2 separate regions of the Homo sapiens genome follow, and region 2 is linked to region 1. Evidence: chromatin contacts called from ENCODE Hi-C data. All regions are on one chromosome and are shown on one strand. The core of a region is the stretch at or near the end of the contact, and the rest is flanking DNA. Distances in the headings are between cores, read along the strand shown.

The links. Hi-C counts contacts between places; a loop is a spot of excess contacts on that map. Pooled maps may share reads with other maps.
Region 2: a loop to region 1 is called in a pooled map, with 2.0 times the contacts of the local background. The contact joins the enhancer-like site here to the promoter of SLC9A9 in region 1. A Hi-C loop is called at or near these places in 2 of 50 pooled maps.

The regions. Positions count from the first base shown.
Region 1 is chr3:143,844,430-143,849,800 of GRCh38, forward strand. It overlaps SLC9A9 (solute carrier family 9 member A9), which reads right to left and starts at 4,039. Exons shown (of 16, transcript NM_173653.4): 1 at 3,719-4,039. The coding sequence starts at 3,893.
Region 2 is chr3:146,502,115-146,507,715 of GRCh38, forward strand. No RefSeq gene overlaps it. Among named protein-coding and RNA genes, the nearest start is that of PLSCR2, 35 kb to the left of the region's middle. RefSeq lists enhancers at 1,509-2,325, 1,963-2,012, 4,637-5,302. Within about 2 kb of position 1,802, at least 10 of the 41 ENCODE cell types and tissues checked have a DNase peak (open chromatin) inside an H3K27ac peak, as active enhancers do.

The sequences.
Region 1 (5,371 bases), core at 2,789-5,288:
CTGAAGTATTATAGGAAATTTGATGCTGGGGAAAAACATTTATCATTCTTGATACAGGACAAGTAATACATTATACAAATAGTGAGAGCAAGAACAGTACTCGGTGGAGTAGGGGAGTTGCTAGCCAAATTCATTGATAAGCATTAGGTGCAGGTCCACTAAATCTTAAAATATATTTCATTACAAGCATATGTGTCTGTAGCACGGAGATGACTGTTACAGTCTACTCTCAAATGTTCACTTCCTTAAGAACAAGAAATTTTAAAAGTTTAACTTTCTTTCTCTTTCTTTCTTTCTTTCTTTCTTTCTTTCTTTCTTTCTTTCTTTCTTTCTTTCTTTCTTTCTTTCTTTCTTTCTTTCTGACACAGTCTCACTCTGTCACCTAGGCTCGAGTGAAGGCTGGAGTGAAGTGGCACAATCATAGCTCAAAAAGCTTAAGTTTTAAACATAGTTTTGTTTCTTTTCTTCCCCATTAGTTATCACCATGCCCCCCTGCTCTTGCAAAAGCTAAGAGTTTAATCCTTTAATGGAAAGGGGGATAGTACAATGTGGGATGCTGAAAATTCACTCTTTTAGACCTCCTGGAAAAGAGAATCTGGCTAATCCTGAAAGCTTAACCATATGAGGATGCATCTAGATCCCACAGACACATCCTTTCTCCAGGAAAATTATTGCAATAATTTACTTATTTTTAAATATCTTAGCATCTCTTATTAAAGAGATGGAGGTTGAATCCCACCTCAACAGCTAACTAATTACACGACTTTTATCTCTCTAAGTCTTCATTTGTTTGTCTGCAAAATGAGAATGCTGGATTTATGATCTTTAAGGCTCCTTCCCCATCTATGATTCCAAGTTCATTTATAGCTGTTGGACAATTAATTCACTTGGCATCTCCTTTCCCCTATCATTAAAAAGTGTTTACTACAGTATCCCATCATGTTCCTCTGGTGTAGTTTCAGACTATTTTATTACATTACTGATAGAAAGTTCCTAATAAGCATTTAAGATATAACATTTAGGACATCCCTGAAGAAGAAATGTGACAAGTCATGAATGCCACCCATATGGAGTACTTTCAGAAAACACAGGGAGAGTTCTTTCAGGTGAACGTGAACCTTAGTAAGACATGCAGATGAGTGAAAGCACATGGACCAGTCATGAGTGGCTATTCAGTTTTGGAAAGTCCCTTCACTTCTCTGGGATTCAGCTTCTGCCTCTCTAAAATAAAGGGGATAGAGAAGATAACCTCTAAAATTCTTTGACATCCTAACAATTATGATTCTATGCCAAGAAAAAGTTAAACATCACTAAAATATGTCTTTTCATTGATCTATATAGTTCAAGATAACTGAAAGATACTCAAAATTTCTAGTAAGAGAATACATATATATGCATATCTCCATAATTTTTATAATCCTTTTACATTGCACTGGTTCAGAATTTGCTTTCAATAACTTTTACTTTAAAAAACTCATGAAAGAAGAATAGGAATCAGAGAACCCAACTTAATTCCACTCATAAACTTTAAGCCTTTATCTGCCTTAAGAACAGCAATTTAGAGAAATGCTACCTCAATAGCAGTGGTCAATGAACTACTATTTTATTATTTCAAGCACAATTTAAAAATATTTCAGAGAGTTTTGCAGGATTAAAGGTAACCTGGAATTTTTCAGATTCAAAAGTAAGAGTTACTGTATGTATTGTGAATGCAAAACATGACTGAATTTTAGTAGGTTATCAAAACTTTTACGAAAACAATATCCCCACCATTGAACTTGGTAAATGAGTCATAGTTCAATCAAATTCAGGGATGTGAAGAAATCTTTCCCTCTAATAAAGGTTGGCAATCTATTAAATCTGGGTAGTTTTGCTAAAGCACATATGTCCCTTTAATATGATATCAAGAATTACATTGTTTCTGGCTTCTCAGATTCTATTCCATATCCTTGCAGATTACTTATTAGTCAAGTCAAGAGAAAAATTCTGTTCATGATGGAGATAGGCAAATGACAGGAACCTAGGGCTTCACATCTGATGGCATCCCCTCCTTTTTGTTTGGCTATTTCTCTCCCACCTGATTGTGATTTTTTTTTTCTCTTAAATGAGAGTTTTCTTGTGCCCGTTAAGACCCTCAATACTGGCTGGGAATGGTGGCTCATGCCCGTAATGCCAGCATTTTGGGAGGCCAAGGTCAGTGGATCTCTTTAGGCCAGGAGTTGGAGACCAGCCTGGGCAACATAGTGAGACCCTGTCTCCACTAAATTTTAAAAAATAAATAAAACAATACAGCAAAAAAAGGTTTTTTTTTTTTTTGCATTTGGGTTATGTTTTTTTTCTTTTTTTAATTATACTTTAAGTTTTAGGGTACATGTGCACAACGTGCAGGTTAGTTACATATGTATACATGTGCCATGTTGGTGTGCTGCACCCATTAACTCGTCATTTAACATCAGGTATATCTCCTAATGCTGTCCCTCCCCACTCCCAAGCAAAAAATTTTTAAAAGACCCTCAGTACCAAGGAATTTAACTCTGTGCTCTGAATGGATCAGCATATCAGCCTCCTGAGCCTGAAACTTCCGCCTTATAGCTCAAGTATCTCACAGTGGGATCCACTTAAGGCTTAGGATTCCTTAGGTTCTGAAATCACAACTATACACTGTTAATATCAGGACACCACAGGATTAGCATATACAATGTGCATTGATCTGTACCCTGAATCTCAGGCTTAGGAAAGGGTTTCAGGATTTCCAAAATGAGGAAACCCCAAATATAAAAGTATGTTATTTGCTATAAATTATAGCAATGCCTTGCCTGTTGCCATTGTGTTCAAACTTCCTATCCATTATCAGGCTGAGATAAGAGCAGTGAAGTAAACTATTTCATCAGTAACACCAGTAAAAACTGGTGTCTTTCATTTTACTTTAAAAGATGAGAGTACAGACAGATAATCTCTGTCAGACTTTATTAAACTTTCTGAAAGGAATGATACGGTAAGTTGCCCAGAAAGAGCAATACTGCAGGTGTTAAATATTTTTCCACACCTTGGCCTCCAATACATAAATAGGAGATACATAACAAATAACACTAGCAATGATCATTATAAATTAGAACATCTGAAATCAGGCTAAGAAGTAAAAAGTACTGCATAAAGAAACTCTCGTTTATTTATAACTTTTTATTATAAGAAAATAAGACACTGTTCGTATAAATAAAAAGGACTTGGACACAATATTCTCTTAAGAGGGGTGGGGTTAGTTTCTGCAAGTTTTCTTCTTGAAATTAGTTGATATAAGAGGAATTACTCCAGGCATTTTGAAGTGATGTTTTTTCTAGAACTTCGTAATGTTCATCGGTGCAGCCAGTGAGAGAAGGCTGCTCTTTGTGACTGCAGAGCCATCACTTCCCAACATCATTACAAAAACAAACAGCTCGCCCTCGACTCCCCACATGACAATGGACCCGCATCTGTCAACAGACTTGCATTATGTGCCGTGTGAGAACATGACTGTGACATTTGCTCTCGTGACATGGCAAATTTCGGCGGCTTGTCTGTAAAGAGATTAGCATTCGTTACGCTGCAGCACCTTTCATCAAACTAATGACATTTCAATCAGCACATTTTCTCCAGTTTCGGTACTTTGCTATCTGAGCACAAGTCTCTAATTACGCTCAAGCAACAAGTTTCACATCAATCTCACAATTTATGCACTCACCATACACCATTGCTCCTCCAGTTTCATGCAAGAAGCGGAATCGATGATTTTTAAATAACCAGATTGTCAAAATGGTAAGGATGAGCAAAAAATTGAAGACAAGCAGCTCCACCGCTCCCTGATGTTGAAACTGATACTCATCCTTTTCTGACATAACCCTTGACTGTCTCTCCATTCCCCAGTCTTCTTGGGATTCCTTAGATAAAAACCTGGATAAAGGCTATTTTATCAAGATTTGCCTAAGACAGTCTGACTGCCTGAGAATTTCAGAAGAAACACTGCCACTTTAGTTGCTACTTCACAAGCATTCTGCCCTGGCTTAGTATTCAGATGGCTTCTAGTTACAACTTCCTGTTTCTCTCTTAAAGCAGCCCTGTCTCTTTTCAAACTCGAGAGTGTGTGGTTTCATCACTGACTCTTAATGTCTTTAAGTGATTCATCTCATGAAAATATCTTTCATACTGGACAAATCTGCAAGCAATGATGCTAAGATCTTGAATCACGGTCTTATTATTCCAAATAAGTCTTCTTAAGCTGCATAAATATGAACTGTAGATTAATAATAAAAAAGGTAGCCTTACACTAGCAACGTTTTCTAAGTTCAAAAAGCCAATTCCTGACTCAACTTCACCTAAATGCAAGATCTTTCCTCTCTAACCAAGACCTGCCAAAGTGATGGGGATTGATAGCACAGTTATCAATCAGCCTCTGTGCTCTAAATGGATCAGCATATTAGCCTCCTGAAAAGATATTACACTGCTTAGCCTGAAACTTCCGCCTCATAGCTCAAGTATCTCACAATGGGATTCACTTAAGGCATAGGGTTTCTTATAGGGTTTCTTATGCTCTCAAATCATGACTGTACATTGGTTAAGCAAACCTAAAGTGATTTCACAGGATTTTTTTTTTTTTTTTTTAGTTGAGAAGCAAGAAAGGATTTAGTATATGACTCTATTTGGCTTTATATAATTGATAGTTGCAGAGCAGCCTTTAAACTCTAAATCAATTGTTTTTCTTTTAACAAGAGAAAACAATGAAAGCAAAAGACAAATAAAATTCCATCCCCATCTCTACAACTGTACTGTTTGGATACGTTGAGACAAAAAAGAAAAAAAACAAAACACATTACTTCGAAAGAGAAACTCACGCAGCCATCCTCAGCAACGCCACATGCATGGATTTCTCTTTGTAGGGTTCCTGGTCTCGGCATCCAGGACCCACAGAAATCTGCAATAGATCACAACCTCCTCTGTCCTATGGCAAAACAATGTTGCTCACTGAGAAATGGTTCTGCCACCAGAAATGAAAGCTCTGTATTCACAGGATTCTGATCATAAGAGTGATGATTCTTCAGATCATCTTCCATGTGGCAGGTTGCTCCTGTCTGATTTCATATTTTTCTACTTTAAAATAGTTCAAGATAATACCATGGGTTCTGCAGCTTTTTTTTCCTTTTCTTTCTTTTTTCTTAGCAAATATTATGACCTGCTTGCTTTTAACACTTGATCCTATAACACATTTGGGTATATCCTGGGGTTAGCTGATTTTTTTTTTCATTTTACCATATCATTGTAATTTGGGAGTATTAATCACTTATGATCCCCATTTTGACACAATTAATGCTCAATTTATACAATGTGATTTCTTATTGAG
Region 2 (5,601 bases), core at 552-3,051, 2.7 Mb after region 1:
ACTCATAAAATTCTTAAAACAACCCTTTGAACTGTATTGAAACTATTTAGAAGTGTGGCCACAGGTGGACTGGTTGGTTCCCCCTGTTAATAGGCCTATTTTACAGATGGGAACATTAAGGCATGGAAAAGTTATATGACTTGCCCAAAGCTCAAAACTGCTCAGAGGAAACTGCGGCACAGCTGGGACTAACTCTAATGGGATATTTCCATGGTCTCCACTTTTAATCATGAGAAAATGCTGATGTTTATAATAAATCATTTTAAATACTTAAATTTTATTCAATTATTTTCTTCTGAGGAGTATTTTATGGATATGACAAAACTACTGGTAGGTGGGTGCAAATGGAGACATTTAGGGCTAATTAGGCCAGACTACATTTGAGAATTTAGCCAGCAAAGTATCCTGCTTGTGTGTTTTTAATTTGAGAGACATTAGCTGGGCTGCAGTTTTGGTTCTCTACTGATATGGTTTGGAAGTATGTCTTCTCTCAATCTTATATTAAAATGTGACCTTCAATATTGGAGGCGGGCCCAGTGCAGGGTGTTTGGATCATGAAGGCAGATCCCTCTTGAATGGCTTTGTGCTGTCCTCATGGTAATGAGTGAGTTCTCACTCCATTAATTCACATGAAGGCTGGTTGTTTTTTATGCCACCTTCTCCCCTCTCTCTCTTGCTCCCTCTCTTACCATGTGACATACCTACTCCCTCTCTGCCTTCCACCATGAGTAGAAATTTCCAGAGGCCTCACCAGAGCTGAGCAGATACTGGTGCCATGTTTGTACAGCCTGAAGAACTGTGAGCCAAACAAATCTCTTTTCTTTACAAATTACCCAGTCTCAGGCATTTCTTTATAGCAATGTAAAACAGACAAACGCACCTACCTTCCCTCATTGCTGGATGTCTTACACCTGTAGTACTATGCATTTATCTTACTTGTCTGGCCCAAGCAGGTGGTTGAGTCATGAGTCTTGGTTATCAGGTTTAGTCCTAGTCAACATGAGTCCTAAAACAAAGCTCACAAAGACACACAAGTACATGATGGGATATATCTCCTTTATTTTTTTTTACTGACATGGGATTACTTTGTTCTCTTCTGGCCCCTACCTATATGAGGAGTTTCTCTGTGGGAACTTCACATCATTCTCCTTAGAAGTCAGAATGTAATCTCCTATGAGTTATGGCAAACAAGAAAACAAACAGAAATCTGTAGGAGTTGCCTGATAATAATTCAAATTCCCAGGGTATATATTTTCCATTTGAGTCACAGATCAGAAAATGATTCAATAAATATAGTTGATGCAAATCTCAGACAGGTTTTTTTTTTTTTCTTTTTTAATGGTCTACTATTCTTTGTTAACTGAGACTCCCTGTTCTCCCACTACCCAACCCATAGGTGGCCTGCAGCACCTGGTAAACAGAAAGGATAGATTTAATTGAAAGACTCCTTTTATTGCAAGGCAATTGACAAATGTTACCAGAAAATAAACTCCCACCATTCCCAAGGGAACGGATTTCAATCTGGTGGAACAGGCTAGACTACACGGAACTACACTGATTCTGACGTGAGTCAGCAGAGGGAACAAAAGGACTGAGATACTTAGAAACTCTAGTGAGTAGGCAAAGTCAAGTGCTTTACATATCTCAAATTCTTTTTTTACTTTCTCTCCCTTCATTTGTGAAACAAATTTCTCCTAAGACCTTTCTCTAGTGGGGCACCAGTAAGTCCACAGGTGGCTACAACTGTAAATACTCTTGAATTCAGTGCACATGGATTTTCCTTATTATAACATCAGCAGTGTTTGGTTGGTGACTCATTTGCAGAGTCTGCGGCAGTGCAGGGGTTTGTGCAGATTCAGCTGTAACTGAAACTTAAGCCCAGCTTGGCCAGACACCCACTACATTCTTACCTCCCTGTACTCTTGTGGGCTCAAGACTGAGTCTCGCTCTGTCGCCCAAGATGGAGTGCAGTGGCGCCATCTCGGCTCATTGCAAGCTCTGCCTCCCGGGGTTCACGCCATTCTCCTGCCTCAGCCTCCCGGGTAGCTGGCACTACAGGCACCCGCCACCACACCTGGCTAATTTTTTTGTATTTTTAGTAGAGACGGGGTTTCACCGTGGTAGCCAGGATGGTGGCGATCTCCTGACCTCGTGATCCGCACCGCCTCAGCCTCCCAAAGTGCTGGGATTACAGGCGTGAGCCACCGAGCACGGCCGAATGCAAACATTCTTGATTCTCCTTCATTTCCCTCCTTGTTTTTTGTCTTTCTGACTGTATTCTCTTTGATAGTGTATTTAATATTTACTCAGTTGAATTAAGCTTATTTTAATTTACTTGTAAGTTAAGTTGATAACTTTCCCTAGTTTTGTTACTGGAAAGGGGTCCTGATCTAGACCCCAGGAGAAGAGTTCTTGGACCTCACTCAAGAAAGAATTAGAGGCAAGCCTATAGACTAAAGTGAAAGCAAGTTTATTAAGAAAGTAAAGGAATAAAACAATGGCTACTCCATAGATAGAGCAGTGGCATGGGCTACTTGACTTAGTATGCTTATAGTTATTTATCAATTATATCTCAACAAGGGGTGGATTATTCATGAGTTTCCTGGGAAAGAGGCGGGTAATTCCCAGAACTGAGAGTTCCTTCCCTTTTTTTATCACATAGGGTAACTTCCAGACATTTCCATGGCATTTGTAAACTGTCATGGTGCTGGTGGGGTCTTTTAGTATGCTAATGCATTATAATTAGCATATAATGAGCAGTGAGGAAGGCCAGAGATCACTTTCCTTGACATCTTGGTTTTGGTGGGTTTTGGCTGGCTTCTTTACCACGACCTGTTTTATGATCAAGGTCTTTGTGACTTGTGTCTTGAGCTACCTCCTGTGTCTTCCTTTGACTAAGAATGCCTAACCTCCTGGGAATGCAGCCCTGTAGGTCTCAGACTTACTTTATCCAGCCCCTATTCACAATAGAATTGCTCTGGTTCAAAGGCCTCTGACAGTCTCATATCACAGTGACTCTCCCACCTGCATCAATTCGTCCTATAAAGCATTACTTATTTAGGCACCACTTATATTAGGTAAGTATGTAAAATAAAAAAGTATTCTACAAATTATATAAACCAGTCATTTGTTAGGCCCACAAAACTTCAATACTTAACACTTACCCTTACAACTTCAGCTTTGTATCTTTTTTCTTCTATTAAAAAGCTTTAAAATCAAGTGGTTTTAAAACATGCACAGTGTAGCCTAAAATATTTTACATAAAATTAAAAAAATGTTGAGTAGGAAATGTATTTTAATTACAAAATTAGATACATCTTTAAAGTCTTATTTTGACTCCCATATTTCTTCTTTACCACAATATAACTTGCTTGTTTACAAACAAAACCAAAATTACTAAATAAATAATATATAGCTGTTAAAATACTAAAGGCTGATCTATTTTATCAGGATATTAAATTAACTCTGTGTCTTGCTCCTTCCTTTTGCCTGTTTTATGTTCCATCAATAAATTGCAGCTGTTTAAGGGGACCAGACCAGAATAACATTCAAGAGGAAATAAGCTGTCAGGAATATTTGAAGGGAATTGTTTATACAAAAATATTGAGCAACAGAATAGGAGAGTAAGCTTGGAAACAGATCCATAAATCTATGAAAAGTGGATGGCTGGCAAAAGTAGCAATACAAATCAGTAGAAAAGATGAACTCTTTGCTGTTATTGGAGCGATTAGCTGTTTGTATACAATAAAATTAGATATCTACTCATATATTAAAAAGTTCCAAATGGAGTAATGACCTATCTATGAAAAATAAACCTTCAAAACAAAAGAAAAAAAATACAAACCTTGAAAAAATGATATGATTTAAAATTTCTCTAGACAACAAAAATATTATTTCACAAATAAAGTGAATTAAAAGCCATATCCTGAGAGAAGATATTTACAATGCCTACAAACTTATAAAAGATTTGGTTGCATAAAAAGAAACTTCTACAAATTAATAAGAAAGTTGACAGCAAACAAATACAAAAATTACTAAAGTGTGCAAAAAGATGATTCACATTAGAGGAAACATGAACATCTAATTTTAACAAATGAAAACATACTCAACCTCACAATTTCATGCAGATGAAAACAAGAATGAGATTCCCAATTAAAAATATTGGGAATTCACCAAAACAAAACATAACCCAACAATACCAGATCTGATGGGGGATGTAAAGCTGTAGTGATGGTCATACACTGGTGTTTAGACAATAAATTGGTATGATTTATTTGGAGAGCAATATTACAATATTTCATAATGATGTTTAGACCCTTAGAAGCAGCAATTTTACTCATAAGGATAATCATAAATGCTTTTTTTGACATGAGCACAAGGATACATGTACAGAAATATTCATTGAAGTTGATTATAGAGGAAAGAGGAAAGTTGGCATATTATTCAGGGTTCTCCAGAGAAAGAGAACCAATAGGGGTAAAAAAAGTGAATATATACCGTGTGTGTGTGTGTGTGTGTGTGTGTGTGTGTGTGTGTGTAAACAAAAATTGTGGGAGGTCATTGTTTTGGAGTGAGCTCACGCACTAGACTCCAACAAACCAGATTAAACCACAATAGAGTCACTCATGCCAAATGTTACACAATCATACTGAAACTTTAAGGAAACAGACAGATCCCAAGCAGACCATTTTTTTCCCCTGAAAACAGGAAATTTCAATCTGATTGAGTCAGCATAATAAGGAAGTCCCTCTGCTTTAACCCTTACAAAAAAGTAACCTGAAGTAATCTGATGTTAACCAATCATTTTTTTTTAATTGTGCCATTTCCTCATTCCCACCTTACAAGGCCCATTGTTCTTTTATTGTCTAGTCAATGAGAATGATGAGACTTTATTTCCTGGTGATATTTGTAAGTTGGCCTACAATAAGAGGAGTCACAACAGCCTTCAATTACATTGCTATCCTTTCTGTTTACCAGGAGCCACAGGCCACCTGTGGATTGAGTAGCTGGAGAACAAGGAGTCTCAGTTAACATAGATTAGTTGATTATTAAAAAAAGAAAAAAAAAACTGCATGAGATTTGCATCAAGTATATTCATTGACTCATTTTCTAATCTGTGACTCCACTGGAACTTACTTCATTTTCTGGAGCCAATGTTTCTCTAATGATCATTCCAAACTTTTTGCTAGAATAAATTCTTCAAGACTGAATTCTGATTCTTTTGATTATTTCAGATTGACAGAGCTAAAGACAATGGAAACAGTTTCAATAGAAAGAAGCTACAGGACTTCTTACAGCCCACAGTACCAGAACATCAAGCTATTTAGCTGCAGATGTGTACTACTCTTGAAGATAAGAAAAGCAGTAATCCTGAGGGCAATTCAGAGGTCATCAGGTCTGTCTCCTTGGTTTTCAATGGGGGAGAGAGCCATTGCCTTGGTTTCAACAGGCTAGACAGTGGCAGCCTGGAGCCTGGAGAATGAGAATTCACTCAGCTGAGCCTTGGGGGTGGATGTGACTCTCACATTGCAGAGCTTTGAGGGCACAACCCCCACCCAAAAAAGCCTTGCAGGACATGGGTCTCAAAGACAGAGCATCAAA